Regions from separate parts of the Homo sapiens genome. Here all the other regions are linked to region 2. The links are chromatin loops, found by intact Hi-C in ENCODE. Cell type or tissue: mammary epithelial cell. All regions are shown on one strand. Each heading gives the region's core, and the rest is flanking DNA. Links, peaks and the distances in the headings are about the cores only. Region 1 has its middle 1.2 Mb from the start of GRIK2. Region 2 holds the start of GRIK2 (glutamate ionotropic receptor kainate type subunit 2). Region 3 overlaps GRIK2 (glutamate ionotropic receptor kainate type subunit 2).

Region 1 (11,595 bases), core at 2,211-10,210, 1.2 Mb after region 2:
AAAATAGAAATATCTTCAGAATTGTCAACATACATTTTTGTCTGTTTTATATTTGTCTTTTCTAAATATTTTAAGGTGTTTAATATCTCAGTTTTCTGAATTAATCTAGATTAAACAGTTAAAAATGAAAGAATTGAGTACATGTAACTGGGATAAATGTTTTAGGTAAACTTTTTGTGTAATTTAAAATCTTAATGTTATTTTCAATGTTCATTGGATATCTGATTTATTTCCAATTAAGAAAAGGTTATGATATGGTAAAATATGTTTCTAAAAATTGTGTGATTTTCCTCATGCATAAAATGCTCATATCTTATAGTTCAGGATTTCTTGTATTTTAGGGTTTCACTAAAATTTAAGGTTATTAAGGATAATAATTCTATTTAACAGATAATTCTGTATACAAAATTGTGCCAAAACATGTGTTATTAGGAAGAAAAGTAATATTTGTGTGTAATTCAGAAGTTATCTAAAAGTTAATTCAAATTATGGACTTAAAAAAAGGGTTATTTATGAGACAAGGTAGTAACAAACCAGTAAGTATGGGAGAGATGTGTGAAGAAAATTAGTATATGAAGATGTGTTTTGGTAAAGAAAGTTGTAGAAACAATAATATTGTATGATCAAAGATTTTACATGGTAAATTCTTGTTCTAAAGTAAAATGACTGTGTTTTTAATAAGAGGTATGTTTAGGACAAGTCAGAAAGCCTAAGCATGTTGCAGATGGGTTGTGTAAGTCATGAAAAGAATTGTGATGTGTGAACAAAATTAGTATATGATGTATTTTTGATACGGAAAGTTGTAGGACAATAATATTGTATGATGAAAGATCTTATGTGGTAAATTCTTGTTCTAAAGTAAAATGACTGTTTTTTTTAAGAAGAGGGATGTTTAGGACAAGTGAGAAAACCTAGCATGTTGCAGATGGGTTGTGTAAGTCAGGAAAAGGAACTGTATAAGAAAAGTAGAATGAACTAGAATGAAAGTAGAATAAAAGTCATGGGAATGTGGATTTCTTTCCCAAATTTAGAGGATTGAAGGATTGTTTTAAGTGAGACCAGAAAAATCTAAAGGTTTGAACAATTTGTGGAAGGTTTATGAATAACTAATTGTAAAATAGATTCTGTATGTGAACACATGGACTAAAATTAAAGGAGAAGATTGACAATTAGACTTCACCCATATGCCAGCTTGCAAAGTATACAAGCTTACCTTACCAGAAGAGAGAAGGCTAATGGAGTTATAAAGATTCTCTTAAAGAAAATAATCCCCCAGTTTGGGTTAACCCAGAGTGTCCAAAGTGATAATGGCCTATCTTTGCTTTACAAAAGTTTGGAACTCAAAGGCTCTCCACAGCAGCAACTAACCTGCAACCCAAAATCAGGCCAGGAGATAAGGTGCTTTTTTAAATATGGAAGGAGGGATCACCTGCATAACAATTACAACCAAAAAGAAATGGACAATTTTCAGTGCTACTGGCCACGTCTTCTGCTGTCAGAGTACTAGGATTAGATAGTTGGATTTATCTTTCCATAGTCAAAACTGCAATACCTGAAGCCCTAGAACTGGAACCTGAAGCTCCCATCCATCACCCACTACTCCTGTGAACCTGTGGAATACCTGAAGTACCTGTTAAAAGACAGCCAAAAGATAAGTAGATACCTGCCAACTTTCCTTGGTATCTTTGTTGCATAGTTACTGTAGGCTGGATAATAATAGCCAGATTTATATTTTACAATTTAACTGCTTTCTTCCAAATGGACAAATCACTTCCTTTTTAATAATTAAGAAAAATGTTCTAATTCATTGTTATAAGAAACATTCCTGACAGCATAGGTATCCACCTCGCTATGTTCCCATTCTATGGAACAAAATAACAAAGGAGTATTTTTTGTTCCATAATGATCACCCACAGCCTGTGTATACTGGGACCATGCGTACTTGGAATCAGCTTTATTTTACAACAGAGTTTCACTTTATCCTTCTGGCAATTAATGGATTCTGGGTATTTATTAAAAACTTTAAATTTAACACAAAGACTGTTAAATACCACCAGTCCAATGAATACAACCAATAACTATGAAAATATCCAGAGTACATCATTTTAAAAACCTGTACACTTTTCAGGAAAATCAGTACTAGTTAAGGCCACTTTAAATAATATATAGTCTAAGTACCGTCAAGATAAGCCCACTAGCTGTGTTCATATTTTCCTTTGGGAAGACTGTATTAATCCTGAGATATCTAGTTGCCTTTTGGTTGCCCATTACAAAAATACCTCTGGGTGGTTGTCAGTGTACACTAAGCATAACTACCTCCACTGGGAAAATAGAACTGCTGGGGAAGCTCAGGATATTTTCCAAGGTTCTTTCCAGCCTTTAACCAGAGCCACCTTAGCAGGGACCTTAACCACCTGGCAACGTGCAAACAACAAGCTAACCCACACGTTCACCATAGAAAACAATTTTTATCTTGAAAAACAAGAAGCCTTTTTTTTTTTTTCTGTGTGGAACCAGTTCCTACGTATGATTATCAGCCAATTGTACTGGAACCTGTACACTTGTTTGTTTAGCCCCCAAAATTAATATAGCCCTCAACAAACAATCCCTCATTATACCTTTAACTGCAACCAACAGACACAAACAAGCCATCAAACTCATACTCATCAAACAAGCCATCAAACTATACCCCTAGGGATAGAAATAACAGTAAGAGCAGGAATGGGAGTTAGCAGGTTTGCAACAGTTCTATCCTATTACCGACTTTTCTCCAAGGATTTTATGGAAAGCTTGGATAACATTGCCCAAAGTTTCATCACCACACAAAATCAAATAGACTCCTTGGCAGCAGCTACTTTGCAAAATAGAAGGGGACTAGATCTGGCTTATGTCTTTTTCTAGAGCAAGAATGCTGTTTTGATGTCAACCAATCAGGATTAATAAGAGACGCCACCTGAAAACTAGCTGATCGGGACTCTAAGATATGACAACCACCATCTGAGTCATGGGGCTCCTGGTAAAAAATGGTAAGTTTGGGTTCATGGCTCCTTCCTCTGGCCAGCCCACTATTAATATCATACTTGCCTTGGTTTTTGGACCATGTTTGTTAAATCTCTTAAACAAATTCATTTCTTCTCACCTAGATACCATCAAGCTTCAGATGATCATGCGACAAGGCTTCCAGACAGTTTCAGGTGAAGACACCACCCCTGGCCATCAAGAAACTACCATGTATCCACTAGACAGAACAAGGCAAAAGTTATTTGATCCCCAATAGGTAGAGACTGCACCCCAAGTCCGCATGAAGCAGTCACAGAAAAAAGACCATCAGTTTCTCTGCCTCCCATGAGATGTATGGGAATCATGTCTCTCAGGGGGGAAATGAGGCAGGACAATAGGGTCTGGAGGCAGGGAACCTAAGGCTGATTCTTACTGCCTTCTAGAATTGAATCAAAGGAAAACCCCCACCTTTCCATGCCCAAGTAACAAAATAATCAGAGGCTACTGCCTTTGCCATCTTCCCTCTTTCTGCATCACAAATGAAAAATGGAAAGTACCTCTGATTGGTCTCCTCCTGCAACCAATCAGACTGGTCATAGACCTAGTCTTTATTCGCATAGGGATGTAACTTTGTAACTTTATTTCAGTCTCTCATTGGTCACATTTCGCAACAAATCAGACTGGTTGTGGGCCACTCCATTTACATAGGATGTGACCAAGTAAACAATGGGACATATCTAGATGGTATGTAAACCCCAGAAAATTCTGTAACCAGCACTCTTGAGGCACTTGGTCAAGCCCACTCCCACTCTGTAGAGTGTAATTTTGCTTCCATAATTCTGTGCTTTTATTGCTTCATTCTTTTACTTCGTTTGTGTGTTTTGTCTAATTCTTTGTTCAAAACACCAAGAACCTGGATGACACATATTCAAGACCCTCCACCAGTTAAAAAAAAAAAAAAACCTACAGCTATTTTTCATGTAACTAAATACTAGGAAAAGGAAATAGATCTTCCTAGGGCTATTGGATGCAGAGTTTGTGCTGACAGTAAACTGATACCAGGGAATTCAAAAGCCATAAACCCTCCTCATCCTTTTACTTTCTGGTTAGATTGATAATTCAAATCCTAGCCCAACTCCATCTCACAATGTTTCCAATAGGTCTGTGGGCCCAGTCTGTTTCTTTGGTCTTTGAGTGCTTAATCAAGAAGGATATGTTCAAGAGCTCACAGTACCCCGACATCGGTTTCTTAAACTGCGGATTTAAGAGTAACTACAGCAGAAAAATGCTCAATATAAGTCCATGATACCTCTAACTCCGAGTCAAAACAGTGTACCAGAAACAGCATTCAGTATAGTGCAAACTTCATAGGATGTAAATGTGTGTGTTCCCATCATATCTGCATTTAATTCAGTACTTTACACCCTGCAAAAACATATAGATCAAAATAGATGACAGTGGTCTATCCTAACCTTAACTGTGTGATAACTTCAACTATGGCTGCCCTAATGAATATGGTATATTTACTAAAACAGATCACGCAACTACTCGGCATGTGGTCATTGATGTATTCTTACTAATCTCAATCCAGCAGGAGAATCAAATTCAGCTTGCATTCGTTTAGAACAGACTGCAGTACACATTAACTTCACCCATTCATGAATTCACACTTCAACAGCTATATTATTTATCCTACTCTGTGTTACAATAAAGTGTAAAGGAGGCTAGATCTGGTGCATAATGTAGAGATGATCGTGCTGGTCTTCTATACTGATGATACCTAAATCCATTGTTAAGTTTTGAGTGGGGCTGAGAGCAAGAGAAGAGCCTGTATCAGTTTCAAACTATGGCACTAAGTGGTGCTGTCACTTGAGCCATCTAATTTTGCAAATGCCACAAAGCTATATATATCTATGGAAGATAAGGGTGTTATGTAGAATCTCTGTCCATCTCAGTAGAGAATTCTGAGATTATCAGGCAGTGTCATATTGGGTGCAACACAGAGTTATTAAGCAGTTGAAATAAGGGGCTATGTTTCTACTCTGACATGTTAGTAGTTTGGAAGTCAACACTCCTATCCTTAAAATAACAAAAAAAAAAAACTGAACTGTTCAAGCTGAAAAACAAGTGTTCTTGCATGTATTGAGATTAGAGGGCAAGCAGATGCCCAAAACTGAATATAGAAGCAGACAGAGAACACAACTTACCTGGAGCAAAAGCCCAGGAGCAGAAGCCATTGCTGGGGCCAACATCAGTAGAAACACTTAAACTATAATTGAAGACTTATAGGAGGCTCACTGTGGGCCATCTTCAGATAGTCAGACTCTGAGGAGTCCAGCCACAAATGAGTTTTATTTTCGAGAAGTCCACCATGCTCTCATATAAAACTGGAGAAATTTTTTTTTCTTGCTTTGGGAGGAGAAAAATAATGCTCTGACATATGCCCAGATAATTCCATTCTCCTTAATAAAGGCTTTCCCTCAAAAGAAACTATTTTACTAAACTCACCAACCTTGGCTTTTACTCGTATAACCAAAGGTGGGGGGGAAAAAAATACATAACTCCAGCGCCCTCTAGCTTTAGACATGGGGGAAGAGAATTAATAATAACAGTTTAACACTGGTTCATTCCTCTGTATCACTGAGTAGTGTTTCATTTTATGAATTATAACAGCTTAACAATTTACCAGTTGAAGGGGATCTGGATTGTCTGCAGTTTCTGGTAATTATGAATAAGATACTGTAGATATCTGTGTACCATTTGGAGGATGAATATAAGTTTTTATTTTTTATGGAGTGATATCTAGATGTAGGATCACTGAATTATGAATTACATTGTAGGCATATATTTAACTTTATAAGAAACTAACAAATTATTTTTTAGCTGATTAAATGATGACTATACTATACTATAATGTACTATACTCTACTATGGCCCAGTAAGCAATATAAGAGATTTCTATTTGCTCTGAGTTCTTGACAGAAACAACCAAAATTGTGTACATATATGTATAGTAAGTTATATATAATAGTTATATATAGTAATTATATATTTTTATATCATGTATATGTAGTAATAACTTTGTGGTGGTATCTTATTGTGGTTTAAAATTTGCATTTTTTGTGGTCATTTGACACCCATATGTCTTATTTGGTAGAGTGTTTGTTCTTATTTTTTGCCCATTTTTCAGTTGATTATTTGTTTTTATTTTTGAGTTTTGGGAGAGTTTTATATTTTCTTGATATAAACCTCTTTATTAGAAATGTGATTTTCATATATGTTTTCCCCATGTGTAGCTGATCTTTTTGACTATGAAGTTATTTTGTAGAGGAAAGCTTTAATTTTGATAAAGTCCAATTTATCTTTTCTTTCATTAATTATGCCTTTGCTGTTGTATCTTTAAAAATCACTCTCAAGGCCACAGTCACACAGAATTCTTCCTTACTGGTGTCCAGTTCCATCTAACCCATGTGAGTCCATGTTCGTGTCTTTTATTTCCTTCAAGCACTGTCTCTCCTTAGATTTTGAGACAGTTTACTGCTCTGCTAACTAAGCATGCTCTGAAGCATTAACAAAATTCATCACTTTAACCACTGTTCTATTATTTTTTGATGGGAGGGGAAGACTGCTCACAATACTGATTCCAGCTCTCTAATCACAATGAAAGATAGGAATCTATATACAGATTCTTTTTCTTTTTTTAAAATTTGTTATTTCCATAGGTGTTTGGAGAACAAGTGGTATTTGATTACATGAGTAAGTACTTTAGTGGTGATTTCTAAGATTTTGGTGCACCCATCCCCTGAGCAATGTAAACTGAACCCAATTTGTAGTCTTTTATCCCTCACCCCCTACCCACCCTTTGCCCTGAGTCCCCCAAGCCCATTGTTTCATTCTTATGCCTTTGCGTCCTCATAGCTTAACTCCTACTTATGAGTTAGAACATATGATGTTTGGTTTTCCATTCCTGCGTTATTTCACTTAGAATAATAGTCTCCAATTCCAACCAGGTTGCTGTAAATGCCGTTAATTCATTCCTTATTATGGTTGCGTAGCATTCCATCGTGTGTGTGCGTGTGTGTGTGTGTGTGTGTATAACAATTCCTGCTTGGGGAGAAGGAAAAAATATATATATAATCACAATTTGTTAATCCACTTGCTGACTGATGCGTAGTTGGGCTGGTTCCATGTTTTTGCAATTGAGCATTGTGCTGCTACAAACAGGCATGTGTGTGCCCAGCCTCATCTGATCTCAGAAGTATATACACATTTTAATTAGTTTATTTATCAAATTTGAGACATTGTTATATAGCCTATCAACCATATATGACTGGTTTCAGTGAACTTTACCTATTATATTAGAAAACTCTTTCACCCTTTGTTTTCTTTTAAATGTAATGTATTTCATGAGTTTCACTTACATAGCATCTATGGTTTACAAAATAGTAAAGCTATTTTTACAATATTCCCAAATGAGAGGAGCATTCTCATTTTTTACATGAAGAAATTTGAAGCTCAAAGAAGACATTTTTTGACAAAGTTGATCAAGAATATGCGCATTGAAGTTTGTAAATCTAAATTCTTCTGCTTCCAAAAATACATGTTTTGTTCTTTACTTATTTTATGCTTTATGTAACTGTACATCGCAAATATAATAAAGATAAACATTGAAAGTATAACAGTATTTTTAAAAAATTGATTAATATGAAATTAACTATCAGACTTTATATCTGACTTATGAGTTATTTGGGCACATATGATTCTTTATGAGTGGTAAATGCTCTAATCTGGATATTTGAACAACATGTGGTGTGTCATGAATATTGATCTCAAATGTGTTTATTCTATCAATATAAACTATTTTATCAGTAGTAAATGAGGAGTTATATAGATAATAAATATTTAGGCAACAATAAAGTAACTTTTTAGACTCTTGCCTTTTTACTTGCAAAAATAAAAATTGAAGTAAGCTCTAATAAAGTTCTTATTGTTGAATGGATTTATTACTGAAAATAAAAAATATATTTTTCAGGAATTTTATTCTGGGCCAGATGCAGTGGAGCACACCTGTAATTCCAACACTTTGAGAGGCTATGGCAGGCAGAGGGCTTGAGCTCAGGTGTTCAAGACCAGCCTAGGCAACATGGTGAACCCTCTCTCTACAAAACTTAGCTGAGTGTGGTGGCTTATGCCTGTAGTACCAGCTACCAGAGGCTGAGGTGGGAGGATTGCTTGAGCCTAGAAGGTTGAGGCCGCAGTGAGCTGAGATAGTGCTGCTGTACTCCAGAGTAGGTGACAGAATGAGGCCTCGTCATTCTCAAAAAACAAGCAAACAAAAAATACTTTGAATGCTTTACCAAATTAAAAATGTACATGACTAGTAATCCTTTTTCATATATATGTATAATCCACAACATTATGCTCCCTAAATGTGCATAATTTTTATTAAAAATTAAAACTGAGACAAGAAAATATACTACTGTGTTAGATATTAAGCCAAGATCTTAAAAAAGCACTGAACAGCTCAAATTTCACTGACTAGCATTTTAGATAGTTACTTTAAGTCATAGCAGGATATTTTACATAAAATTATTTTATCTTGTCTTAAGAATTAACCAACACCTGAGCATTTTATCCTTACTCTGACTCAATGTGATTTTAATGGACTCAGGTCATAGTTGGAAAATTCCATCAAAATTAAGATGAATCATTTAGCTTTGTCATTCCTTGTGGATACTTACTCAAGAAGGATATCAAAAGAGGTTACACAGAATATTTCAAACCTAAAATTCTCAGAAAAACTATAAATATATAGCATATTTTATAAATTCTTACAGTTTATTATATTCTCTATTTTAATACATCATAATCAACAACTAAACACTATGTCCATGTTTTAACCAAATGTTTAATTGCTCTTAATGTTAAGAGAATTTTTTTGGACTACCTGGCTTTATCTACTCCTTAATGTATGAAATTTTATGCAACTAAGACCTGTGCCTGAAATTTTTTGACCTCTTGAGAGCTCAAGGCAGAAGTTGGGATGGGTTATTATGCATATCTACTGTGTAGCTAAGCCAGGGTGTCTAACAGGCTACACTATGTGAAAACCATCAGTAAACAAACTGATCCTAGCAGTATCCAGGGGAGTTTTAGACTTTAAAGTGCAGGTTATAAATCCCTGAGCCCTTATCTTGGCTGAGAGTCAAAGCCAAAATCCAGGATTACCAGAGATAAGGATAGAGTTTTCCCAGATTAGTTGGAATTCAATTCTATCCTACACAAATAGCAATATGCCCCCTTTCTCTAGGACTTCCATGCAAAACTATTTCAACAGATGTCAACTGAATCTCAAGTCAGTATTAATCCAACATTAAGCATCCAAGAGAGACCTTGAGAGTCTTAGCCCTGCCTTAAGTCTTATATTAGGAATAAACGGAAGTAATATCAGCAGATCACAGAAATTTGAATCCTCTGAACACTTATTCTGTTTTGCATTTTCATCAGTTTACTGCCATACCCCACCTCCCCATATACACCTTTTACGTGTAACAAAAATTTCAGAATTTTAAAATTTTCATTAGTTTAGCTATTTTTATTAAATTTAGCCAATGTTGATCATTCAGTGGAAAAAAATTAGAATATTTGCTTTCTTCGAAATGTCTCTGAAATTATGTGCATTCATTGAGATATTATTTATTTTCTTTTGTAGTAGGTAAAGCAAAAAGGAAGCAGGTGAGAAAATTAACCACAAATAATTTTAAGGAGTTAGTAAGTAAGTAGAATGAGGTACTTAGATGAAATAGCAGTGTGTGAGGTAATAGCACATTTGGGAAGTTGAAACGCAAGAATGTACACTTGGCCCTTGAACACACGCAGGTTAGGAGCTCTGATTACCAACCTCAGTTGAATGTTTGTGTATAAATTTAATTTTTTTAATTTTTAATTTTTGTAGGTGTATATACTTATGGAGTTAATGAGATATTTTGATATAGGCATACAATGTGTAATAATCACATCAGTGTAAATGGGGTATCCATCACCTAAAGCATTCAGTTCCTTGTGTTACAAGCATTTCAATTAAACTCCCTCAGTTATTCTAAAATGGAAATTATTGCTGACTGTAGTCACCCTGTTGTTATCAAGTACTAAATCTAACTCATTGTATCAAACTATATTTATGTACCTACCCATCAATTACTCCTATTTCCGCCCCACCCCCCACCCACTACCCTTCCCAGCCTCTGGTAACCATTATTCTATTTTCTATCCCCATGAGTTCCATTATTTTAATTTTTAGTTTCTGCAAATGAGTGAGAACATGAAAAGTCTGTCGTTCTGTGCCTGGCTTATTTATTTAACATACTGTCTTCCATTTTACCCATGTTGTTACAAATGACAGAATTTCTTTCTTTTTATAGCTAAATAGTACACCTCTGTGTATATGTAGCACATTTTCTTTATTCATTCATCAGTTGATGAACATTTAGATTGATTTCAAATTTTGACTACTTTAAATAGTGTTGCAATCTTCATGGGAGTACCAATACATCTTCAATATGCTGAATTCCTTTCTTTGGGGTATATATACCTAGCCGCGGGATTGCTGGATCATATGGCAATTCTATTTTTTGATTTTTGAGGGACCTCCATTATGTTCTCCACAGTGGCTGTACTAATTTACATTCCCACCAACAGAGTATGAGGATTCCTCTTTCTTCACATTCATGCCAGTGTGTGTTATTGCCTATCTTTTGGATAAAGGCCATTTTTACTGGAGTGAAAAACAACTAATTGTCGTTTGAATTTTCATTTTTCCGATGATCAGTGATGTTGTGCAACTTTTCATATACCTGTTTCTCATTTGTATGTCTTCTTTTGAGAAATATCTATTCAGGTCTTTTGCCCACTTTTGAACTGGATTATTAGATTGTTCACAATAGAATTTTTTGTGCTCCTTATATTTTGTCATTATTAATTCTTCATCAGATGGACAGGTAACAAATATTTTCTCCCATTCTGTGGGTCATCTCTACACTTTGTTAATTAATTCCTTTGCTGTGCAGAAGCTTTTTAACTCGATGTGATCCCATTTGTTCATTTTTGCTTTGATTGCCTGTGCTTTTGGGGGTATTACTCAAGAAATCTTTGCTCAGTCCACTGTCCTGAAGAGATTTCCCAATGTTTTCTCATAGTATTTCATAGTTTGGGGGCTTAGATTTAAGTCTTTGAGTCATTTTTATTTGATTTTTTTGTATATGTTGAGAGATAGGGGTTTCATTCTTCTGCATATGGTATTCAGTTTTGCCAGCACTCTATAATGAAAAGACTATCATATCCCCAGTGTATGTTATAGGAACTATTGTCAAAAATGGGTTTACTATAGATGTATGGATTTATATCTGGGATTTTAATTCTGTTCTATTGGTCTATGTGTCTGTTTTTATACCAGTACTATGCTGTTTTAGAGACTATAGCTCTGTAGTACAATATTAAGTCAGGTAATGTGATTCCTCCCATTGTTTTATTTTTGCTCAGGGTGGCTTTAGATGTTCTGGGTCTTTTGTAGTTCCATATAAATTTAAAATTATTCAT
Region 2 (11,595 bases), core at 3,337-11,336:
AGTGTCCATATCCTTAATGAATGTTAGCCCTTGAAGCTGAGCTCACCTGCAATAAAAGATTTGAAAATTTTCTAATTAGAGTCAGTACATTAAATTAGAGGAAGAAAATCTATTGACACCCTGGTCAGTTTCTAAAGGCCCTCCTTAGTAGCTTTCTGCAACATGGATGACCCCTCCAGGAAAAACTTTTTAAGGAAACAGTCTTAATTCTGTATCAAAATGACTTCTTCTGTGGTAAACTGAATCAATCACAATTTGCTGAGACTAGATCTTAAGTGTTCTCGTTACTAGAGAAGGAAGGAAGGAAGGAAGGAAGGAAGGAAAGAAAGAAAGAAAGAAAGAAAGAAAGAAAGAAAGAAAGAAAGAAAGAGAAACAGAAAGAAAGAAAGAAAAAACCTAACTGTGTAAGGGATGAGTATCTTAATTAGCTGACTGTAGTAAAATTTTCACTATGTATATGTATATCAAAACATCATGTTGTACAGCTTAAATAAATAGAAATGAAAATGAATATAAATCTTGGTTTGACATTCTGAACCAGTTTACAAAGTTGGTTTGAATCCTTTGACATATCCAGTGAATTCTATACTGTTATTGGAACAATGCATGAACACAACACTCTTAGAAATCATCTCCAGTGTCTATTTTGCCCGTCTCCACTGGACAGTTACATAGTCAATTTTAGTAACTAATAAGCATAGGTTGTCTCATGGAAGGAATGACTAAAAAGACATTATCTTTGTGGATGAAGGGTTGTTACCAGAAGTGATTTTGTCTTCAGTTCTCGCTTACTGCAAAAAATGCTGTTGGCATGTGGTATCATTTAGGATCTGTTGAAAACACTGTTAGGGGATCGGTTCAAGTTTTGGGAGTTTGCTTGAACTCTGATAAAAGCTGAAAGCAAGATCTCTCCACTTACTTTTAAGCTGGCTTTCTCTAAGAGAAAGCTTCTTCTGATTTCTGGCTCCAAAGCCTTTTCTCAGGGGATTACTGAGGGGGGAAAATCTACTCAATCTGAGCTGCTCCATATTCTCTAGCCCTTCATATTCCAGTATAATTCATAGAGATTTATCTCTTGCATCTTAGAAACAACATCTGAAATCCTTTCTGATTTGAAACAGAGAGCTGTTATAGATATGACTTTTTTCCCACTTACCTTCTCTGATGTACCAGCAAGAGCAATAAACTACAGAGTTGAATACTAGCTCTATCTTCACTAGCTGTGCATCCATGGGCAAATTACATGAACTCTTTCTGTTTTAGTTTACTCATCTTTAAAATGAGAATTTTGCATTTGATAAGACCATTCAAATAATTAAATGTAGTATTTTATGCAAAAGTATGCCTGCCTAGAATGTAGCAGATTTTAGACAAATAATAATTTGTTTCTCCGTGAATCCTTGCATTAAGCGCCCAGAAAAAAAGTGGAGAGCATAGGTGGGTAGAGAATAGTCCTGAGGATATATATTTGGGAGTTTCCTTATTATTTGACAAATTAGATCCTGTGCTTTGAGAAAATGTATGCTTCTGCCCCTGTATGCCTTCCCATTTCTCTCCACTTTTCCATACTCCTAATGATAACTGCTTCTTTACTTCTTCTTTGGAGGTAGGGTGGGGAGTCTAGCACAAAATATTTTCTGGTACAACATACCTCTCTAAGGGATGCCACTTGTGTATGTTCTGCTGATACATTCCTGATTTTCTATTAGTACTTTCTAAAGAAGTGAAAGCAAGAATATCATAATCTTGCTAACAGAAGTTACCTTGTGGTTTTAGAAATGTCATAGAAGGTGTATTGTCTCAATTTTTTTTTCTCATTGTTGTGTCTTCATTTCCCTGGAACATAGTTGGTACTCAATAAATACTTGCTAAAAGAATAAGTTATGACCGGGCATGGTGGCTCATGCCTGTAATCCTAGCACTTTGGGAGGCCGAGGTGGGTGTATTGCCTGAGCTCAGGAGTTCAAGACCAGCCTGGGGAACAGGGTGAAACCCTGTCTCTGCTAAAAATACAAAAAATTAGCCTGGCATGGCAGTGGGTGCCTGTAATCCCAGCTATGTGGGAGGCTCAGGCAGGAGAATCTCTTGAACCCAGGAGGCGGTGGTTGCAGTGAGCTTGAGATCGTGCCATTGCACTCCAGCCTGGGCAAGAGAACGAGACTGTGTCTCAAAAAAAAAAAAAAAAAAGTAAGTTATTAAAAACTGGAATTACTTTTACATCGATCTTATAATTAGCTACTTCAATTGTTTTGAAGTAGGACTTGGAGATTTAGGAATTGGTAAGGGAAGAGGTAACAGTAGTGGAGTAGATGGGGGGAGATAATGCCAAGTATTGTAACCTAAAGAGCCTAAGATTTATACTGGTAGAAAGGAAGAATGAGAGTTCTTGAAATGTTCAAAGATTCCTAAGTCATCAAGGTAGAATGGCCCTGACTGTTGGACAAGTATCCAACTACATTTTATTATCCTTTCACACTCCTGATAAAATGCTCCTGATAAAAATGCCACATTTTCTCCATTCTCCTTAAACATCTATTACTTTCTCCCTACTCAAGACTCTTAGCTTGCTTTTTACTTTTACGTCATGAAGAAAACACAAAGAACAACAACAGGACCTCGTATCCTCTTTCTGTTCCTATTCTTCTTCTCCTTCCCTTCCCTTACTGAAAAATTCAGTACTAAATTATTTAAGTGAGACCAAGCAAAACAGTCATCTGCGTGAGAGTTAGGATAGTGGAAGGCAGAGAGTGGTAAGGAAGGTATCTATGGAGCAAAGTAGCCCAGCATAGGGCTTTGGAGCGCATGTAGGAAAAATAGACCCTCAACACCACACTTAAAAACTATTTGACATCTGCATTATATACTGTGCCTCCCTTCCTATTACTAGGGTTTATTGGTCCTTCTCCTATTCCAAAGTAAACCCCTCTTCTTGTACTAGGTCCCATCCTTTCTTGACTAATCAAGGACATCCGTTCATTTCTTCTTCAGCATGTTTATGTCCAATTATGGCTAAAATGACCTGAGGGAATGGGAATAAGTGGGAAGCAAGATACCGGGTCTCTAGTCCTAGAACTATTTTTAACTCACTCTGTGACTCTTTAAGTTCTCATTGTCTAGATTTTCTCATCTCTAAAATCACATTGTTGGAATAGATTGGTGGTTCTCAGCTTAGGGTGAAGAAGCTCCTCACCAGCCCATGATGGCCTTCAAGGCATCTGTGCATCTCCTATTATTGCATGTAAAATTTTGAAGTCATTGCACATGTGTTCATTTTGTTTTCAGATGAGAGAAAGGTCTGTGAAAACTGAACTAGAGTAGATTTCCTTGAAATGTCTTTAAGTCTTGACTTCATATAAGTCTAAGTTTTGAAAGAGACTACAAGAGACGGCCTGATGCTGTTCTGCACAGTTAGAAGGCAGTCTCAGTTCTGCCACATCCTGAGTATGTCACTCCTTTTCTCTCACTTTGGTTTTTACCATCTATAAAATGAAGGTGTTTAATGAGATGATCCAAAATAATACTTTTCAATTTTACATTCAGTTCAACAAAATCAAGCCAAAACAAACAAACATCCTGGTAGTTAGCTTGAATTCAGACTGGTCTTTGCTGTGTCTTCAGAAATTGAAATATTGAGCTGCTAATGTTCTAAGAGCACTTTGAGAGGGAAGAAAGAGAGGGCGGGAGCCGGGCAAGAGAGAGTAAGTAGGGATGTTGTTCCTGCATAAGACTGTAGCTGAAGGACTTAGCAACCTTCTAAATTTTAGAAGATTAAACCTTAAGAGTGATTGGAAATAAAAGAAAAAAAAGCTTCATGGTTGCCCGAGAAGATACTTGAGATCTCATTCCTTAAATGTTTAACTTCCTAAATCCTAAAATAAATCATGAAAAATATTTCTTTATAGCATTGAATTATTTTTGAAGGGTTAAATAGATTGTGTGGTGTCTAATGCTCCCTTGTTAGTCTGTTTTTCTCATTGGAATCTAGATAATATTTTGCTATTGAGAAAATTAATTTGTCACAGCATGCATAATTTTGATTTGTTCTACACTCCAGCTCTCTCCTATTTTCTCCTATGCTGTTGTTGGGACTTGTTATTTCTGTCTTTACAAGTGTGTCCTGTTTGCTTCAAAAAAATAGATTCGTGACAAGGCTCTCAAATCATACACAGCACTAACAGGAAGTTGTTAGTAAGCCTCTCCTTTCCCAAGTACAATGTGGGTCTGGGGGCAACAGTGTGGAAAGCGGAAGGTCTATCCCAGTACCATTCTTTATCCAGCACCTACTGCATGCCAGACTCTATGCTAAACACTTAATGTCAAATTAGACACACTCTGTTCTACACTCTCAGAGTTGTCACAAGAGCTGGGTGCCTTCACTCAGGGATTTCCACTGGAATCTGCTCGTGCTGGTGTTTTGCTCCTTTCTGCCTGGAAGTGGGTGGATGTAATCATGACAAGGAGAGAGTCTTTAGCCAGTAGACAAGTTATCTTCCTTACTCCCATGGAGGAATGGGACAGAATGGGGCATTTTTTCGGAGCCTGGCCCAAACTCGGCTGTGCCTCGAGGGCCCATTAGGCTGCAGGTCACAGCAGCTGGAGCCCAGGCGCCCAGAACCGGTCACGCGTCTGTGCTGCCCGCTCCAGGATGCACAATAGAGTCATTGACTATTTATTTACTGGGTAGAACAAGGCTGCTGTTGACTTAATTAAGGGAGCCGCCCAGCCACCCCTGGGATCTTCAAATGACTAATGGACTCTCCATTGCCACTAACTCATCTCTCCTTAACATAAGTCCCCAGTCCCCCTCCCCCCAACCCTGCCCCACCCAGGAATGCTCAGTAAGCATGTTGTGGGGAACGGGGCGCAGAGAGTCCTGGATGGTGACCAAGAGGGAAAGACTGGCGGTTTTGGCAGGACTGAATTTCTGTGTTTCAGAGCTATTCTGAGCCAGGCGCTAGCCTCAGGGTGTGGAACATGGCCCTGCTGCGCCAGGGTCCGGCGAGGGCTTAACTTTACTAGGGCTGCAGTGAAGGAGGAAGCAAAAGGGCAAGTTCTGGTCTCCAGCTCAGACAACGGGTCCCTGGGGACTCAGAGCCTCTCTAATTCCCGGACCTCGGAATTAGATAGATAGTGGAGAACCACCAGGGACTGGAACTGCTAGGGGACTGCAGAGCCGTGGAATCCCCCCTGGCCCCTTCTTTATGCAGCCCGTTTGAAATGGTCTCTTGAGCCCAGTGCGCCTGGCCTGTTCCCGCTTAGCCTCACTTAAATCTCCTCGCGAATCTGAGCTGGCCAACTTCCTCTGGGGGAAACTGCTAAACTCAGCTCCAGTTAATATTGTAGGGCTGAGGATAAAATAGCAACGGTTTTGAATAGATGTTGACTTTTCCGACCCAGAGGAGCGGAACTCAGGGATTGTTTGCAAAAGCTAATCGTTTCCACAGTGAAGCAGGGAGAGCCTGGTGCGCTCACCGCCGCCAGCCCCTCCCTGGAAGCCAAGCTGCGGGAAGACTCTGGGACTCAGTTGCCCCTCCCCATCTCTGGCCTTTAAAAGAGTCCTCCCGAGAACTTGGACCAGTGGCCGCCAAACCAGGGCTGCTTCCCAGACTCCTGTCTCCAATCTTGGAGTCTGCGACCTCAGGTTCGGCGCCCACTAGATCTCGAATCCAACTTCTTTCTGAAATGTGTTTAGGTTGAGAGTTCCGGGGCCTGGGCGGGAGTTTGGTGGGGAGAGGGGAGTCTGCTATTTAAGGCGCCATACATACACAGAGACAGCCCGCCCGACCTCCTAACACTCAGGAAAAGTCAATTTCCAAGCATCTGTTCTCAATAATGGTGGCAGGGAGCAGGGCACTGTGACTCCCAGCATCTGAGGGAATACCCGCAGCAGCGCTACCAGAGCGCATTTGCTCTATGCGCTGGAGGTCGGGGTGGGAGGGTGCGCAGATCAAGATCTTTTTTTGCGAACCTCAGGGAAATGACCGTAGTTGGACTAAGAGGTCCACTTTGGAGACTACCAGCAGCCCTCCAAGCCCTGGCAGTGGAGAAGTTTCGTTGCTATGGTTTCGGAGAGGCATAAAAGCCATCACCCAGAAGCAAATGTGTTTGGGCTCCTTATATGTGTTGTCACCACCCAAGGCTAGGCAAATTCCTCGGCGCTTTGCATGCATCACTCACTCCCTGACAGAGCATCTTGGCCTTAGTCTCCCCATCCCAGGAGGCGGGTGTGCGCTAAGGGAGCGAAGTCCAGCCGGAGGCTTCGTAACATCCAAGTCTAGGGACACCAGGAATTCTCTCGCTCTAGCTCCTGTGGTCCAGGGGTGGGAGATGCCCCCGAGTGGCCGCGGCGGCCAGGAGCGTGCAGGGGCCACGGGGAAAGGAGCGCGGCGCCTTTAAAGCAAGAGGCGAGGAACCCCCGCCAGGAGGCGTGTCTGTCTCTGCCGCCGCCGCCGCCGCTGCTGCTCCTCGGTCACCGTCTTCGCCGCTGCCGTCACTCGCGCTCGGCGCCGGCGGCTGCGCTGGTCGGTCTGGTAGCTGGGGACTTTTCCGCCCGACCTCCTCCGGCTGCTCCTCCCCGAGGACCACCCCACCCCCTCCCCGCCCACCTCACCCCTAGCTCCAGGTAAGGACTCCCCGGCTGTGGGCTGCACTCCGGGCTCCTTCACGAGGTGTTTGTTTTCAAGAGGACGGGAGGGACTGCGGGTGGGCGAGGGGCATTTTCCACCTGGAGAGAAGGAAGAAGGCGAACAGTAGCGCTGCGGACGTCCGTGCGCTCGGGGCGCCCGCTGGACGGATTCACTGCGAGTCTTTGTCGGGCTTATCTCAGCCAATTCCCGTCAAGCATGCAAGTGGCTCTGTTGGCTGCAGTCGCCTATGTTCTCCACATAAAATGATTTAAGAAGTGGACGTGTCAGGAAGTGGCCTCAGCTACGGGGACTCACGCGAGGCGAAGAGAATGAGACAGATGGCAAGAAGCTGTGTGGCTGCCGGCGGGTCTGACGAACTCCCCATCCCTCCTTCTGCCCACCCATCCTTCCATTAACCCTACTCCTTAGTTCTGCGCTGAGGAAGTATATTTATTTTAACCGGCACCCGTATTAAGAGCTTCTGAAAAAACTTGGAGGGCGTCCCATTAGGGTAAGGAGTGGGCAGTGTTACCAGGGTGGATCATAAACCTCAAGAACTTTTAACGAACCACATCCTCTGATATTTTTACCTTTAAGGAGATAGAGTTTCTTTACCAAACAACACGACCGAGCTGAGGCTCCTTAGAGAATAATTTCCAATTTAGGCAATGGGGAATATTAGAAAACTTACTATTAGTAGCCTTTTGGTAATGCACAGATTATCTTCTATCGTTTATTCATCTCCATACTGTAAGTATTCTGTCATCAGAAATTATCTTATGGATTGATGATTATTTTCATTTCACGAGAGATGATTGGTTCATTTGAGTCTTAATTAGTCAGTTTAGTTACTGAAATAAATGCAATTGTATTTCAATCTTGATTTGTCTTAGTTCATTACTTTCTAACTTTATAGAGTCTATTCCTGTAACCACCAAGGCAGCCTATCAACTTCCAGTGGCCTTAAAAACTTTTGAGTCAAACAAACAACAAAAAATTGAAATGCACAAGAGCAAGGTGATAGAGAATTGAGCAATGTTTGGAAGTCTTATCTGTTTGTTTTCTCCTATTTAAACCCATTGAAAATCACACAGGCTGAAATTTAAAAAAAAAAGTTCTGGGATATGTAAATTTATTCCACTTCAATTTGTTAATTAAGATACACTTATTTTAGTGTCTAAAAATTAATCAAAACTCTAAATGTCATTAATCATCAATGCAGCAGAATGTTGCTGGAACAGCTGATAATGTGTTCAGAATCATAAGGGATACCACAGCATGCATAGTTAAGAAGAGTGAGTTGCAAGTATGCAACAGTGTGATTTCAACTGAAACCTGACTCAGTCCTGACTTTATTCTCTGAGATCTTTAATGCCATGTATAAACAGGCTGTTTGTTTTAGCTAAATTGCTATGCAACAGGCCACTTGCATGGAATAATAGGTTAGGTGTTACTATAAGATGAGGTTTTTCAAATGTCACATAACAGCAGGACTTCCGTGACAAGTCAAGTGGAATCCTTAGTAAGAATTCCATGTGAAAAATTTAAATATAGCTATGGCATGTAAGAACCTTTGAAACATCTTTGAAATTCAGGTTGTTCTGGGGTATGTATTTGCTGTTTCCAGCAAAAGGTATAGGCATTGTCTTTTTAAATGTTGTGCTATAAAGATTATTACACATTTTCTCATACCCCAGCAGGTGGCAGCTAACTAGAATAAGATTCATTTTCACTGGCAGAATAGGAAACTAAAATTGTTTCTCAAGTAATAGTGCCCAAGAATAAGAGGTCATTAGTATCTGCAAATATAAAAATATAGTGAAAGATGAAGCTAGTGGGTTTTTTTGTTATTGTTGGAAGAAGCTTTGCATTAACATGATATGCATTTTCTTCTTTGTCAATTTATCATAGGTTTGATATTTGTGTCAGCCTTCTATGATTTTTTTGAGGTATACTTCTAAATACAGCTTCTCTCTGGGTGTGCGTGTATGTGTGTTTTTGCAGTTTGTTATCTCTGCTTTGACCTTGGAATCTACAGAGCTTTGGCTCATAGAAATAAAGAGTGCCATATGGTTAAAATGAGGAAAAAAATGAGACCATAGAATAAAATATATAAATCTTACTAAGTATATATAATTGCCTGATATCCAATAGCAGTAGTTTTCTCTTTCCTTTAAGGAAGAAGCAAATTACAGAACTGACACAATTTTTAAAAGGGTTAAATCTAGTCAGTGAAATACTGTGTAAGGAATTTATTAATCCTTCATATAACCTCAGAACTATGATGTGTGGTATCAGTATTGGGGAGAAACTTGTAATAACTTCAAAATTGCCACATGTTAAGGCATCAACTATGCCACCAAATCATTTTATTGTAGTATAGGGATGTAAATTTAGCATTCCCCCCCCCCCCAGGAAGTGAGTGAGTTTAATGTGAAAGAACAAGAATTAATCTCATTACCCTAGTAACAGATGGAAATCTGGAGGTGGAGAATTGAAAGTGATAACTAATTGTACATTTAAAAAATGTCTTTAGCCACTGAATATTGACAGCATGTTATTTGGCATTCTGAATTGTGGTCTTTCTAGCAATTTTTTTTTGTACTGACAATCAAGTAGTTTAGTGTTCATGAGGAATCTCACAATTAATATAAGTAGTTTTTTTAACAGTATGCCCTATTACAAAAAAAGATAACTACATCTTGGGCTTATCAAGCAATTGCACTGAAAAATACACACAACACAGTTGATAAAATAGTCCTCTTGATAATGTGAACAATGCAATAATTCCAATTCCTTTACTCTGTGTAGTAGAAATTTACACATTGTCACTCAAATATCATGTTAGTTATTTATTGTGCTACTTTCAATGTACTACTCCAGAATAATGAATGCCAGGAGCGCTGTCCGTGGTCCTGAAGAAAGGTCGTCTCCAGTCTTTTAGAAGTTCAACTGGACAGGTGGAATTGCTGTCTGTTGTGCTAAAGCCTTTCAACTGAGTTGATGGATGTAAATGAATCTAATTTACCATATGTGCAAAATTGGTTCTTTGGGGATCAATTAATATTAAAAAAGTACAATCTTTTAACTGTTTAATTTATTGTGTAATAACTTCATGAATATAGAGGCTTGATCTTTCACTTTTCCAACTAGACATCCAAATAACCCCCCAAAATAAATAGTTTAGAATACTAGTTTCAAGTGCAAAAGTTGCAACCATAATGTAAAATGTCATTATATTAATGGAATACATGAACAAAGAGATGTGGTACATTTTGTTTTCTCAGGTTCCAATAAATGCCAGCTACACTGTGAAATTTCAGTATTTTGATTAGTCACAATAAAACATGCTATTTTCAGGTAGTAGATATCAGTTATATTGGCAGATAAAAATGTGAAGGATTATTTTTTTCCCCTGGCAGTCATTATTATCTCTGCTAGGATCAAAAAGAAAATGAACAAACAGAATGGAATAAATGAGACAGCAAATAGAAGACAGAACGTGTTGGGCTGTGTATGTGTTTTATAAGAGATATTTTAAACATGGACTGAAGGAGTCGCTAGATACCCTTGGTTTTAGCACTAGGTGTTCCTTTTAAGGTGCTCGAACAGTCGAATTATTTGATTGAATTGCCTGCTATACTGCAGAACTAGCCATTCATGATACTTATTTTTGACACTGCAGTTATTGCCTCCATCTTAAAAAAAATCAATGCCACTTAATGCCTTTGCAAAATGTAGATTTCTCTTTAAATTAGCACTTTATAATATCTTAAGAAAATTTAAATTAAAAAATCGCTGTAAGGAAATGAAAACATTACAGTGTTTTCTTGCTGTTTGGAGGAAAAAATAGCAAGTCGAATATTCATATCACTCATATCACTCCTTATTTAAAAATTAGCCTTCAGATAGGATATTTTTTTGTGAGATTTAACCTATGCCCTGTTAGTTGGTTATGAAAAATAGATTAATGATAAGATATAGGTCCAACAGTTTGCCTTTTGTGATGTTTAATCTTTTAAAAATGTTGACAATATATATTTATTATACAAGTTAGTTTTACTTAGTGTAAAATATTAAAATTGTATATTTTTAATAAATAGACAGAATATTACTTATTTTAATAATAAAAATGTATTTTTATGTTGAAAGAAATTCTATTTCTGTACTTTATTTCTTGAATAAACTCCTAACGAAAGCCAAGAGAGTCACTACCTAGTGACTCTAAATATTCCTACCAGAAAACTAGCAAATGATAAGACAGTTTTAGAGGAATCTGTAACACTCAATGTCGCTCATGCTATGATCTCATATTCTGCCTCTTTAGGAAAAAGAATGTTCAAAAAACCAAAATACGAAGAAATTTGGGCATAAATTATTGAAGGCTTTAGAGTTTGCTGCACCCATTCAAACATCATTGTTTTTATATATGCACAATTATTTTCTTTGAGCTTAAAAAATGGGTGGAAAATTTAACTTCTCCATTTTAATTTGAGATTTCTCCCATAAAAGTTCACTGAAGAAATTTCTCCTACTTCTGGGTAGCAATCAAGGAATACCCCAGTCAAGTTTTTAAAGAGTGGGTTTACCTCTCCAATTGCATTCCAATCTATATTCATTCCTGGTCAAAATAAAAGTATAAATAAGACTCTTTCAATCTAACCACAAGTTAGATTTGCAGTAAATTCCTCCGTCTTAGATCACTTTCTTTTTTACAGTTCCCAGACAAACTGACTTTGATTTAGCTAGTAATTTAATGAAATTCATCAGTTGATTGTAAGAAGTCCGCTTACATACACCAGTCATTCTCTCAGCAAATACTCATGGAAAATAAAAGCAATGTTCTCCCCATAAATAAATCCTACTTCTTTCTTGCAACTCAAGGCGGGCTGTCAGATCGGTTGCATAATAGATATTGGGGAGCTCACTGGCCGGGAGCCTTAAGAGGAGAGCAGCTATCTCAGTCTTT
Region 3 (8,000 bases), core at 1-8,000, 650 kb after region 2:
GTTTTGATCACTTCTAATACGAGGTTTTAGAAAATTAAAAAAAAAAAGTGTTTTGAAGAAATGTTCTCTAATAATTGAAAGAATATGTTAGTGGTCTCTATTTATACATTTTTAGAACTGTCTTGTCTTTGTATGTTTAGGGATATTAAATATATAGCCGAGAAAGCAGAGTATTAGTATGACCCACTGTTAACCAGCTGGAAACCTGTTTCTAATGAAACCTACCTGGGATTTTACCATCAGCCAATCAGTATATTGTAATTAGATAACTATCATTTTGTGGGAAGAGAGTGATTGATATCTACTATATAAAGTTAAGAAAATTCCTATCATAAGGCATTATCTGAACAAGCAAAATGGTTTTCCATTTCCAAACATGTCTTGAACTTTTAGTAACAGAGCTCAAAATGTATTAGGAGAAGTATCATCTCTAAAGACATGTTTAGTAAACAATCTTTTTAGTAAACAGAGCTCAAGATATACTAGGAGAAAAATCATCTCCAAAGGCCTGTATATTTTCTTTACATTTGACCAATCTACAAGAATTTCATTACTCTTTCTTTCCTGCTTAGCTCTGTAAAATAATGAACATAAAATATAAACATAAATCATCTTTCTTTTTTAGAAGAAAGATAAGGAAAAACAAATTTGACATAAAATAGAGAAAAATGCAATATTGGACATAAACAAATACCTGTTATTAGTGCAGGGACTTAGATAGCTGGAGCTTAGTGAGACCAAAGCAGACAGACCAAATTGCAAAAGGGACTTCAGCAATACTTAAAGGATGGGTAGTTCACTGTCTTGAAAAAGATATATTTTTTTCTTCCAATTTTAGGGTTCTTAATGATTAATCAGGATAATGATTTAATATAAAATGGTCCAACTCTTATAATTCTTTCCTTGGAATTTTACATTAGATTTGGAAAAAAGCATAATAGTAAGGAAATCATTGCTGACATAACCATTCCTAACACTATTCTAATGATTGCTGATGGCAAAATCATAAGAAAGGTAGGGTTTATAGGATAAAATTATTTCTATTTTCATACTTAGTGTCAGAGTTTCATGGTTTAATACTCAAGAAATATGACAGCAAATCTATTTCACCAGTCACTTTTAACTAATATATATGAAATATGTCAGAACCAGTAAAAATAGTTGGCTGTTTCATTACAGGTTGATAACATTTTCTTTTTCACAAGTTAGAGGATATACAGAATATTAATAAAAGGCAACTGTCTAATACATATACTCTATAATTTGAATTCTTCATTGATACATTTTATATGCCATATATAAGCATCTCCCTTTATGATCTTAGGTACCTGAATATTTTCCTGCATATTCTATAAATATTCCTTCAATTAGAATGCGTTTATATTATTTAAAAAAATTTTTTAAACTAAACAGTTATAATGTGTATATTTATGACGTAAAAGTGACATTGTGATTTATGAATACAATAAGGAATGATTAAACTAATTAGCATATCAATCACCTCAGATACTTTTTTATGGTGTGAACATTTGAAATTTATTAGAATTTTTGAAATGTACAGTACACTGTTACTAATTATATTCACCATGTTGTGCAATAGATTTAAAAAGACCCTGTTCCTCTTATCTGAGATTTTTTACCCTTTGACCATCATCTCCCCATTTCTCTCAACCCTCCAGCCTCTGCTTTCTGTTTCTATCAGTTCAAATGTGTTAGATCCCACATGTCAGTGAGAATATGTGATATCCGTCTTTTTGTGCCTGACTTCTTTCATTTAGCATAATATTCTCTTGTTTCATCTAGGTTGTCGCAAATGACAGAATTTCATTATTTTTTAGGGCTGAATAGTATTCCATTGTGTGTATATGTACTGCATTTTCTTTATTCTCTGATCCATTATAAATATAAGGTTGATCCTATAACTTGGCTATTGTGAAAAGTGCTGCAATGAGTAACGGAATGTGCACATCTCTTTGACAAACTGATTTCAAATCTTTTGAGTAAATACATAGAAGTAAAATTGATGGATCTTTCCCATGATGGTTGCACTAATTCACATTCCCACCAACAGTATGCAAGGGTTTCCTTTTCTCCACATCCTGATCTGATGGTTTTATAAGGAGTTTTCACTTTTACTTCTTTCACATTCTGTCTTGCCACCACCATGTAAAAAGTGCTTTTCACTTTCCTCTGTGATTGTGAGGCCTCCCTAACCACAAAGAGCTGTGAGGCCATTAAGCCTATTTTTCTTCACAGTCTCAGGTATATCTTTATCAGCAGCATGAAAATGGGCTCATACAGAGGAATACCATTGAAAGACCTTAATTTTATAGAAGTATAAGAAATTCATGAGCAAAAATGATAAGGATACAAAAAGAGTAATTTCATCTTTAAAAATATATCAATCCATAACATTTTAATCACCAAATGGTGTCAGATAAAAGTGAACCAATCTTTCTGATACCTAATAATCTTTTCACATTGTGTATCTGTTCAATCAGTACCTTGCTGAAAATTTTCTAGTGGTGCTCTCGAGCTATCAGATAAAATACTAACTCCTAACAATGTCATGCAATCCCTTTCTTTTACCTATCTTAAGATTCCTGTATTAGTCTGTTTTCATGCTGCTGATAAAGACATACCCAAGACGGGATAAAAAGAGGTTTAATTGGACTTACATTTCCACATGATTGGGGAGGCCTCTGATTTATGGCGGGAGGTGAAAGAATTATTACATGCTGGCAGCAAGAGAAAAATGAGAAAAATGCAAAAGCAGAAACTCTTGATGAAACCATCAGATCTCGTGAGACTTATTCACTACCACGAGAACAGTATGGGGAACCACCCACATGATTCAATTGTCTCCCACTGGCTCCCTCCCACAATACATGGGAATTATGGGAGAACAATTCAAAATGAGATTTGGGTGGGGACACAGAGCCAAACCATATCATTTCCTTTCTGAATTTATCCCCTCTTCCCTACATCTAACCTGATAACAATACAAACAAGTTGGGTTTCCTTCTGCCTGAGTTTACCTTTTTTCACTCTTCCTCCAATTTTCTGGTTGAATTCTCTCATCCAAATAAATTTCTTATGCTGACCTTTTCATCTCTTTACACACTTTTCCTAGGCTGCCACAGAAATATATATGATCTCTCTCTTTTGGAACCATAGCACATTTTCAGATATTCCTATATAGTATTTGGTATATAATATTACAATTTTTAAAGTATCTTTTTCTCCATTAAGATGATAATATGAGTGTCCTAATGGCAAGGACCATAAATGAATCAATTTTTACCCATACTGTCTCACTATTGTTGAGTACATAAATATTACTTAGCGTAGCTGTGAGATCCTAAGTATATAATGGTGAACAATATAACCATGACCCCTGCCCTGCTAGAGTTCTCAGTGTAACAAAGACTACATAAAATTTAGCAAGTTTTTACAAATAAACAAGGTAATGTGTTACAGAATTATGTGACAGATGAAACTATAATAAATTAGTCTTCAGGAAAGGTAAGCAAAAAAGATTACTTCTATTTGATAACAGGCGTAAGAATGATAACTCTTCTTTTACTTTTGCTACCTTTTTCTTACTTCTCTCTCTTCTCTTTCCATCTACATTCCAGTTTTGGAAAGGTGTACATAGAAAAGGAAAAAGATAGTGAGAGCATCTCAAATCCATTTTGTTCATTTCTTCTAGATTTAGAGGATAGGATGAGGTACAAGATATCAGGACCATGGAAGAATTTAGCCAACTATAAATGACACTGTTCATGTAGAAATGAGAGAAGAGAGGTTAAAAATCATCTGGTATCAAGAGAAGAAAAAAAATGTACTAAAGACATACCTAATAAATAATTATCTAATAATGCAAAGAACTTTTAAAACACAATCATAATAAACAACCCCACTAAAAAATGGTCCAAAGATCTTAACAGACACCTCATCAAAGGAAATACACACATACCAAGAGAGCATATGACAAGATGCTCCATATCATATGTCATAAAAGAAATGCAAATTAAAATAATGCTTTATTTAAAAAGCAATGAATAAAAATTGCAAGAGTAAGTTGTTACCTATCAATAATAACCTTGAATGTAAATTAATTCTTCCATCAAAATACATACAGTGGCTGCATGTATTTTTAAAAAGATCAAATTACATGTTGCATATAAGAGATTCTTTTTAGCTTTAAGAGTATTCATAACTGAAAGTGAAGTGATGGAAAATGTATTCCATGCACATGGTAACCAAAAGTCAGCAGGGATGGCTATACTTAGAGTTCAAGTGAAAAACATTTATAGGAGACAAAGAAGGTCATTATTTAATGATAAAGGAGGAAATAAATCAAGAGGACATAATAATTGTAAATATATATGCACCAAATATTGATTCACCTGAATATATAAAGCAAATATTAATGGACTGAAAAAAGAAATTAAAATAATAGTAAAAGGCACCAATACCCCACTTTTATTAATAGGTAAATCAACCAGACAGCAAATTAACAAGAAAATACTGGGCTTGAACTGCACTTTTGATATTGTTTTGCTCTGTCCCCACCCAAATCTCATGTAGAATTGTAATCCCCACATTTTAAGGAGGGACATGGTGGGAATTAATTGGATCATGGGGGCAGATTTCCCCCATGCTCTTCTTGTGATAGTGAGTGAGTGCTCACGAGATCTGATGGTTAAAAAGTGTGACACTTCTCCCCACAACCTGCACCCACTGCCACCATGTGAAGAAGGTCCTTGCTTCCCCTTAGTCTTCTTCCATGATTGTAAGTTTCCTGAGGCCTCCCAGTCATGCTTCCTGTGAAGCCTTCAGAACTATGAGTCAATTAAAACTCTTTTCTTCATAAATTTCCCAGTCTCAAGTGGTTCTTTATAGCAGTGTGCAAATGGACTATTAAAACTTTATATGGAATGAACCTAACAAACATATATAGAACTTTCCATTCAAGAACAGTAGAATGTGCTTTCTTCTCAACTGTCCATGTAACATTCTCCAAGACAGGGCATAGTTTAGGCCATGAAACAAATCTTAACAAATTCAAAAAGGTTGAAATTATGTATAGTATTGTTTCTGACCACAACAGTATGAAACTGGAAATCAATAACAAGAGAAATCTTGGAAAATTAACAAGTATGTAGAAATTAAACAACATGCTCCTGAACAACTAGTAGGTCAAATAAAAAATCAAAAGGAGTGTTAAAAAATATATTGAAACAAATGACAGTAGAAACATAATATATCAAAACCTACAGAATGCAGCAAAAGCAGTTCTATAAGGGAACTTTATAGCAACAAATGCCTCTACTTAAAAAGAACGAAGATCCCAAATAGCCTGACATTATGCCTCAAGGAGCTAGAAAAGGAAGAACAAACTAAACCCTAAAGTTAGCAGAAGTAAATAATAAAGATCAGAACAGAAATACATCAAACAGAGAATAGAAAAACCATAGGAAAAAAACCCAATAGTCACTTCTTTAAAAAAATAAACAAAATAGACAAACCTTTTACTAGGCTAAGGGCAAAAAGAGAGGCGACTCAAAATCAGAAAGAAAAAGAAGGCATTAAACTGAAAACTCTAAAGCATTACTGAAAGAGATTGAAGACACAATAAGTAGAAAGATATCTATGTTCATAGATTGGAAGAATTAATATTGTTAAAAATTTTCTTCCTGGCCAGGTTCGGTGGCTTATGCCTGTAATCTCAGTACTTTGGGAGGCCGAGCTGGATGGATCACAAGGTCAGGAGTTCGAGACCAGCCTGGCCAACATGGTGAAACCCCATCTCTACTAAAAATACAAAAAATTAGCTGGGCATGGTGGTGTGAGCCTGTAATCCCAGCTACTCAGGAGGGTGAGGCAGGAGAATTGCTTTAACCCAGGAGGCAGAGGTTGCAGTGAGCCAAGATCACACCAATGCACCCCAGCCTGGGTGGCAGAGCAAGACTCCATCTCAAAGAAAAAAGAAAAAAAAAATATTTCTTCCTACCCAAAGCTATCTACAGTTTTAATGTAAACTCTCTTAAACTTTCATTGTAATTTCTCATAAAAAATAGAAAAGCAATCCTATAGATTATGTGAAATTACAAAAAGGCCTAATACTCAAGGCAATAATGAGCAAAATAAAATAAAGCTAGAGGCATCACAATATCTGATTTCAAATTACACTGCAAATCAATAGTAATCAAAATAGCATGGTACTGCCCCCCTCCCAAGAAAAAAATAGACATATTGACCAATGGAACTGTATGGAGGGTGCAGAAATGAACCCACACTGTATGGTCAATTGTCAAAACTATCAAGAACACCCAATGGAAAAAAACAGTTCTTCAATCAACGGCGTTGAGAAAACTGGATATCCACAAGCAGAAGACGTAATTTGGTCTTTTTCTCACAACACATACAAAAATCAACTCAAAATGCATTAAAGAATTAAAAGTAAGGTCAGAAATTGTAGAAGTACTAGAAGAAAACATAGGGCAAAAACTATACAACATTGAGTTGGGCAATATTTTTTTAGATTTGAACCCAAAAGTGCAGGCAACAAAAGCAAAAATAGACAAATGGGATTACATCAAACTAAAAGTTTCTGCAAAGGAAGGAAAAAAAATAATAGTGCGAAGGGACAACCTAGAGATTGTGAGAAAATATTTGCAAGCCACACACTCAATAAGGTGTTAAATCAAAACTATATTAAGAACTCAGACAACTGAATAGCAAGAAAAAATTATTTAAATGAGTAAGGGACCTGAATAGACATTTCTCAAAAGAAAACATACAAATGACTAACAGATATATGAAAAATAATTCACCATTGTTAATCATTGGGGAAATGCAAATTAAAACCACAGTGACATATCACCTCACACTAGTTAGAATAGCTGTAACAAAAAAGACATAATGTATTGGAGTAATGACAAGCTAGAAGAAATGTAATATTATTAGTAGTCTACTTCATAAAAATATTTTCCCAGAACCAAAGCGAGCAACTAGTACCAAACCACTACCTAATGCTAGGTCATATACAGCATGTAATATAATATAATTACAATATCTGAATAACTAATGAATATAAAATAAAAGAAACAAATGTCCTTTCGGAGGTGGCCAGAGAGGATATGTCATATGAAAAAAAAGCAATACCCAGTAAGCCCTTTAGACTTTTAACAAAATGTATGAAGGATTTGGGTTCTATTAAGGAAGAACAAAAAGCATATTTTTATTATTTTTTTCAAAAATTGGTTTCATCAATTTTAGTATACAGCTATATTTAAAGTGTTCTTATAACTCTTGTCCCACAAAATTATCTTGCAAATAGACTTCAAAGCCAGTTGTGGAACTGTGTTTTAATACAAGCAGTGTGCTGTGAATTCTTATGAAGCATATGGAGCAATAGATGAAAAAGGGAACCTACAAAAAATACAAATTGGTAAGCTGTGAGTTCACAATATGTAAGTTCAAAGGCAGAAAGGAGAGTACATAGGGTCAGACAGAAAAATCTAATGAAGGGGCAACATATTTTCCACAGAGAGAACACATGTAATAACAATAGTAATTGTTATCTAAGGTTATCTTACTTTACAATAAGTATTAATAGTAATTATTGTTTCTAAAGCCATACAAATTGAATTTAAAAGAAAAGAATTTATGGGGACATTAATAAGCGAGAGGGAAAAATTCTTCCCCGACAATAAATTTAAACATTAGAAACAAGTTTTATTTAATTTTTTCTGTTCTTTCCTTTAATAGATAGATGGAAGCCTTTACTTTGCTAATGTATAATGTGAATTTGCATGAGATATATTTGATATGTAGTATTAATCAAGATTATTTGTACAAGTAATCCTTTACAAATCAAACAGATGTACATTTACCAAAAACAGAAGTGCATGTGGGAATAGCCAGTTTGGGAAATACTGTTGTAAAGAGTTTTAGAAGGAGATATATTATAAAAAGCAAGAATGATTTTG

What was found. Peaks named below come from ENCODE experiments on the same cell type or tissue, not always from the same donor. Only the 100,000 strongest peaks of a DNase experiment are listed, where the experiment ranks them.
Region 1: it touches region 2 in a loop (7-fold over the local background); 5 of 110 quality-filtered maps call a loop at or near these places.
Region 3: it touches region 2 in a loop (2.7-fold over the local background); 2 of 110 quality-filtered maps call a loop at or near these places.

What each region holds. Positions count from the first base shown.
Region 1 is chr6:102,614,216-102,625,810 of GRCh38, forward strand. No RefSeq gene overlaps it. Among named protein-coding and RNA genes, the nearest start is that of GRIK2, 1.2 Mb to the left of the region's middle. In mammary epithelial cell, for the core only: a CTCF peak has its summit at 5,577; no DNase peak of the experiment used is centred there; H3K27me3 peaks cover 143 bases.
Region 2 is chr6:101,387,216-101,398,810 of GRCh38, forward strand. It overlaps GRIK2 (glutamate ionotropic receptor kainate type subunit 2), which reads left to right and starts at 6,493. Exons shown (of 17, transcript NM_021956.5): 1 at 6,493-6,622. RefSeq lists an enhancer at 11,271-11,595. In mammary epithelial cell, for the core only: CTCF peaks have their summits at 6,406, 8,328 (motif pointing right) and 10,197; no DNase peak of the experiment used is centred there; H3K4me3 peaks cover 1,252 bases; H3K27me3 peaks cover 1,000 bases.
Region 3 is chr6:102,041,764-102,049,763 of GRCh38, forward strand. The region is part of intron 15 of GRIK2 (glutamate ionotropic receptor kainate type subunit 2); the gene reads left to right. Among named protein-coding and RNA genes, the nearest start is that of GRIK2, 650 kb to the left of the region's middle. In mammary epithelial cell, for the core only: no CTCF peak of the experiment used is centred there; no DNase peak of the experiment used is centred there.